2 separate regions of the Homo sapiens genome follow, and region 2 is linked to region 1. Evidence: read pairs that join two places in POLR2A ChIA-PET (ENCODE). Cell type or tissue: HepG2. All regions are shown on one strand. Each heading gives the region's core, and the rest is flanking DNA. Links, peaks and the distances in the headings are about the cores only.

Region 1 (2,911 bases), core at 15-2,514:
AACCAAGGCATGCTGTGTGAAATACACACTGGATCTTGAAGACCAGTGAAAGGTCTCATTAAGAACTATGTACATCGGCCAGGCGCGGTCGCTCATGCCTATGATCCTAGCACTTTAGGAGGCTGAGACACGCGGATTGCCTGAGCTCAGGAGTTTGAGACCAGCTTGAGCAACATGGCAACCTCCATCTCTACAAAAATACAAAAAAAAAAAAAAGATTAGCCGGGTGTGGTGGTGCACACCTGTAGTCCCAGCTACTGAGGAGGTTGAGGCACGAGAATCACTTGAACCCAGGAGGCAGAGGTTGCAGTGAGTCGAGATTGTGTCACTGCACTCCAGCCTGGGTGACACAACAAGACTCTGTCTCAAAAAAGAAAGAAAAAAATTGTGTATATTGATTGTGTGTTGAAGTGGCAATATTGTGGATATATTGGGGTAAATGAGCTATAATATTAAAATTAATTTTGTTTTTTCCTTTTTTTTGAAACAGGATCTCGCTGTGTTGCTCAGATTGGAGTGCAGTGGCACAATCACAGCTCACTGCAGCCCCAACCTCCCAGGCTCAAGTGATCCTCCCACCTCAGCCTCCTGAGTAGCTAGGACTACAGGTGTGCACCACTACACCTGGTTAATTTTTAGATTTTTTGTAGAAATGAGGTCTCACAATGTTGCTCAGCTGGTCCTAGACTCCTGGGCTCAAGCAATCCTCCCACCTTGGCCTCCCAAAGTGCTGGGATTACAGGCATGAGCCACTGTGCTGGGCTGCTTTTTACTTTTTTAATGTGACTACTCAAAAACTTAACATTTTAGGCCGGGCGCGGTGGCTCACACCTGTAATCCCAGCACTTTGGGAGGCTGAGGAGGGTGGATCACCAGAGATCAAGACTTGGTGAAACCCTGTCTCTACTAAAAATACAAAAAAAAAAAAAAAAATTAGCTGGGCATAGCGGTGCATGCCTATAATCCCAGCTACTCGGGAGGCTGAGGCCAGAGAATTGCTCGAACCTGGGAGGCAGAGGTTGCAGTGAGCCGAGATAGTGCCATTGCACTCCAGCCTGGGCAAGAGTGAAACTCCATCTCAAAAAAAACTTAACATTTTAAATGTAGTTCAAATCATACGTCTATCAAATTCCTAGTAAAGCTGCAGGGCTTTGGATTAGACTGGGGTTTCTCCAGCTCAGCACTGTTGACACTTTGGCCAGACAATTGCGTGTCCAGGGCTGTCCTGGATCACAGGACGTTTAGCAGCATCTCTAGCCTCTACCTGCTGGGTGCCAGTAGTACATGCCCCAGATGGGACAACCAAAATGTTTCCTGACATTGCCAAATGTCTCCTGGGGGGCAAAGTCACCCCACATAGGAACCACTGGGTTGAACTGTACTCTGGACCCCGGGATGAGAATGGGAGGGCCTCCATCACCGGGGGTGACTAGGAACGTGGAAGGGCGGGCCTGGTCCTGCCTGAAGGAAACAGATGAACTTGCCAAGTGCCTTTCTCTTTTTGGTCCTGGGATTCTTAGGTAATATCCATCAGTGGACAGTCATGGAGATATTTCCTCACTCAATTCCCCATGGAATTTCTTAGCTTTTGGGAAGGGAAGACTTACAAACAAAACCATTTACCCATGGAAAAAACTCCAATATCGCCTTCCTTTCACTTCCCAGGGGCTCTTGGAGCCTCCCTCACCTTTCAGATGGAAAGAGCTTCGTGGAAAGAGTTGAGCCATGGAGCTCCACAGATCTGGATGAAAATCCAGACAACTTTCACTTCTCTGGGGAGCAAGGGGACCCCACACTCTACTTTTGGTTCCTGCCCCAGTCACCCTTCATTCATGGGGCCAAGCAGGCATTCTACAGCCAGCCAGGCAACTCCACCAGTCTATCCATCTACTACTCGCCCACACATCCATGTACTCAGCCACTCAGCTGTTTCCACCATCTTTATCCACCTGCCCTACCTACCACCTCCCACCAGCCCATCTTCCATCCACCCCACCCCTTCCAGTCCAACCAAACAGCAAATGAAAACTGAATGACTATGACAAGCCAGCACCATGTCAGGAACTGTGTGGGCATCACAGAACATGGCAGGGTCTCTGCCCTGGAGATATTGACAATCCAGTGAAAAAGAGAAGTGTGTCCACCAATAACTCCCCCAACCAAAGTGCATAAGTTGTTCTTCAGTGTGAGAGAACAGATGCTATAGGCCAAGATTATCAGAAAAGGCTCATGGAAGAGATGAACCGGGCTGCATCTCAGTGAACAAACAGGCTTTCGATGGGGTGGGGCTGGCAGTCCAGGCAGAGGGAAGGTACCGAGGTTCAGGGTTTGCTGGGGACAGGAGGCTGAGCTTCACCCCGGGAGACAGGAGGGGGTGTGAGCAGGGGAGTACCAGGCTGTGAAAGTCAGCTGGGGGAGCCCTTCTCTGTGGTTCCCCCTGCATTGTCTGCAAATCAGGTTAAAAGGTTCTAGAAAAGGCCTCTTTCTTCCCTCCCAGAGTTATAGCAACGACTGCAAGGCCTCCTCTTGCCACTGCCAGATGCCAAACTCTCTACCCTTTGCTGTCCCAGCCTCTCCTGCTGCTCAGCCCTAGTTCCCACTGAGCCTGTCTCCTCCACAGGGAGTCTGTGGTAAGGCAAGGTCAGGTGATCTGGTTTCTAGTCCTCCTGCCCTTTGGCAAGTTACTTCCTTTTCTCTTCCTCAGTTTTCCCTCCTAAAATGAGAAGGATGAACCACATGAACCGCTCCGATTTTTTTCTAGGTCCAGCATCCCCTGGATTGAGCCAATATTCACTAAAAAATTACTTTTGAGGACCTACTATGTACCAGGCACGATTCCAGGGGCTGGGAACAGCTGGGAATGAGACCAACAGGGTCTTCCCCTTCACAGGGCACACATCCAGCATGGGGG
Region 2 (2,911 bases), core at 179-2,678, 220 kb before region 1:
CATTGTCCTGGGAAAGAAAAATCTTGGTGGTGATAGCAGTCTTTGGCTCTCTGAGGGGATGTCATGTGGAAGAGAAATGAGTTGCCCAGAGAAATTTCTTGCTATCAGTGAGGGTGTTCACACATTTTTTTTTTGGATGAGCACTTGCTGAAGCTATTTCAGAGGGAGATTAAATATCAGATGAAAAGTTTGATGAATGACTCTGAGTTCCCTTTTAACTCTGAGATCCTGTGAATCTGGCTATGTGACCTTGACTTGGTCACTGAACTTCTTGGAACCTTAGTTCTTCATCTTTAAAATAATAGGTAGACTAAGGATTCTTTAGTGCTGAACACAATCTACTGAATTGCTTCCCAGAGAAGCTAGGTGGTGTTACATATTCCCAATCTTCAGCTGTGACTCCTGCAGTTAAGGTGCTTTGGTCTTAAGCAACAGAAACTGACCGTTTAAGGAAAAAAAAAGAGTTTGTTGGAAAGAAGTGGGAAATTCATATAATCTATGAAACGACTGAAGAACAAGACTTGAAGAAGGCAGAAACCAGAGCTTCCTCCCCTGGCATGCCATGGGGGTGCATTGGCTGTGATGGATTTTTCCCTTATTCTCAGGTCACTATTCAGCATTCAAAGTCCAGATGACAGAATCAGTCCCTTGGACCTAAGTTGGCCTCAAGCCTGCTCCTTGGCAGGAAGGTCAGGACACCTTGATTATCAGCCCAATGTCATCCCCCAAGATGAAATCAAAAGCTATTACTAGAACAAGAGCCAAATAACATGTACCCTACAACCTCCACCCTTTTCTCTTCCATTTATGACAGCACATCAGACTCAAGAGAGTGAGCAGCATTATAATGGAAATAATCTTCAATCTATTTCAATTTACCTTTAAAAGTGAAAAATGCACTCATCTGGATGCTCAGTTTTTACCAGTAGTAGCCCACATGACATGTCATAACTGGGTGCTGAAATGCTGACAAGTCTGAGAACACGACTCCCCTAGGAGACAGACACGCTGACGGGCTTGAGCATTCACAAACAGATATCGGATGTCTGCTATGTGTCAAGCCCTGTGGTAGACACCGAGACTCATTAAGTCAGTGCAAAAAATGGAAAGGTTAAATATTTGCCCCGGGTAAACGCAAAGGGCAAGTGTATTGCATCAGGGTTGAACAGGGTGGCGCCGGCCAAAGAGGGATTCCTTTCAGGCCCGGGCCTCGCAGTCCAAACGTGGCCCGCCCTAGCCCCACCCCCTAGTGACCGCACACTCCAGCCGTCCAATCCCGTCACCACCCCGTCCAGTCTCCACCCCGGGAGGCTCCACTCCGGGTCCAGGCCGCCTGGGGCGTTTGCAGTCCTCTGTGGGAGGTGGCGTCCCGCAGAATGAGAACATTTCTGTGCCGGGCCAGCAGGTGTTACCTGAGTAAGATTGAGATTCTCTCACCAGGCGACAAGGCTTGTTGTGCCCGAGACAGGCACAGCTCAGATTCCCTCCCCGTGGTAATTAACCCGGGGAGAAATGTAACCAATCCCCGAGACTCGGGCCTCCAGCCAGCCGCCCGCTCGCTCCGTCCTTCCCCACCCGGGAGCCGAGCCTGGAAGGATTGCGGGGGGCGGTGCGGCAGGTGGAGGTGGGAGAGTTTGAAATGGATCCTGGCTGGGAGGACTTCCCAGGCCCCCTGCCGGACGGCGGGCTAAAAGCGTGAGGCGAAGGTCGTGGAAAGCCCGCTGGGACCCACCGCGGGGGTGCACTGGCCGCTGGGTCCCAGGCGCCGCGGCGATTTACCGCGCCTGGAGGTCACCGCTCCGCGTCCCAGGGAGGGGCAGGAGGCTGGGTCCTTCTGATCCCAGAAGACATAGCAGCACGGAGACACTAATCCGCTGTTTTTACACATAAACACTTCACACGAGAGAGATTACGTACCTCACATTGCAGTCATAGAGGGATCTGTGGGTGTTAGAGGCTTTCAGCTCCTGCTCTCGGGTGCATTGTGGGACAGAGCCTAGCAGGGAGGGAGCAGAGGCCGCGGCAGCCTCTCGGGTTCTAATCTCCCACCTGCCGCTCGCCCTAGATCATGACGTCACCCTGGACCTCAGTTTTCTCACCTGCGCAGTGGGTTAAGCTAAAACCTGCGCCTCTCTGCCTTTTGAGGATAAAACTGAGACTCCGAAGAGTGTTCGGAAAGAACACGTCAGGAGTGTGCAAGGGTTTCTTTGAATTGTGGATCTCACATCCCTGTCTGGCCTGCACGTTTACTCACCAAGGAATGCCAATTTCATTGTTTTTTGTTTGTTTGTTTGTTTTTTTAATGGTGATAATTGACTTGAAGGAAACCAAGCTAATTACTTGGCTGGATGAGTGTAGAGAGGCAGGGGATGACCAGGTGGAAGAGGGCTGCTGCTTTGCAAAGATTCTCTCAGGGAAAGAAGGAATGGAACTAAGGCCTGGAGTGTGATTTTTTTTTTTTTTTTTTTTTTTTTTTTGGTAAAGATTCCTGTATTCAGAACCGCTCTTAAGTCTGCCGAGTAGAGTAGGAGACTAGGAATCATTTTGAACCAAACCTCTCATTTAACAAATAATGAAACCGAGGCCCAGATAGGAGAAAGTGACTTACCCAAGGGCACGCAGCTGTTGGCCAGTTGGCTCTGGGATTTCTTTGAGGCTGATTGAAACTACCTTCCTTGACCTGGACTTTAATTTCATCTCGCCTAGGCTCCACTCCATGTGAAACCAGGTTTTAGGATTTGGGCTTTTCCCCCAAAGAATTCATGGAGTTGTTTCCTGCTTCCAAGGCATTTTGAATTCCTCTGGTTAAAGGTGTACTCTCTGTCACTATGTCTCTCAAACGAGGCAAGGCAGGAGGTTTCGGGGGTTAAGGAGTAAGTACTCACTGGTGTGGAATTTAGCAGAGGTGAGA

What was found. Peaks named below come from ENCODE experiments on the same cell type or tissue, not always from the same donor. Only the 100,000 strongest peaks of a DNase experiment are listed, where the experiment ranks them.
Region 2: POLR2A ChIA-PET joins it to region 1 with 5 read pairs; 2 of 35 experiments call an interaction of 5 or more read pairs at or near these places.

Annotation. Positions count from the first base shown.
Region 1 is chr1:201,389,455-201,392,365 of GRCh38, forward strand. All of the region lies in intron 1 of LAD1 (ladinin 1), which reads right to left. Among named protein-coding and RNA genes, the nearest start is that of LAD1, 8.4 kb to the right of the region's middle. RefSeq lists an enhancer at 1-275. In HepG2, for the core only: no CTCF peak of the experiment used is centred there; no DNase peak of the experiment used is centred there.
Region 2 is chr1:201,169,573-201,172,483 of GRCh38, forward strand. It overlaps a transcript of TMEM9 not described here. Among named protein-coding and RNA genes, the nearest start is that of TMEM9, 17 kb to the left of the region's middle. RefSeq lists an enhancer at 1,676-1,835. In HepG2, for the core only: a CTCF peak has its summit at 1,677; DNase peaks (open chromatin) are centred at 1,139, 1,649 and 1,949; H3K4me3 peaks cover 1,038 bases.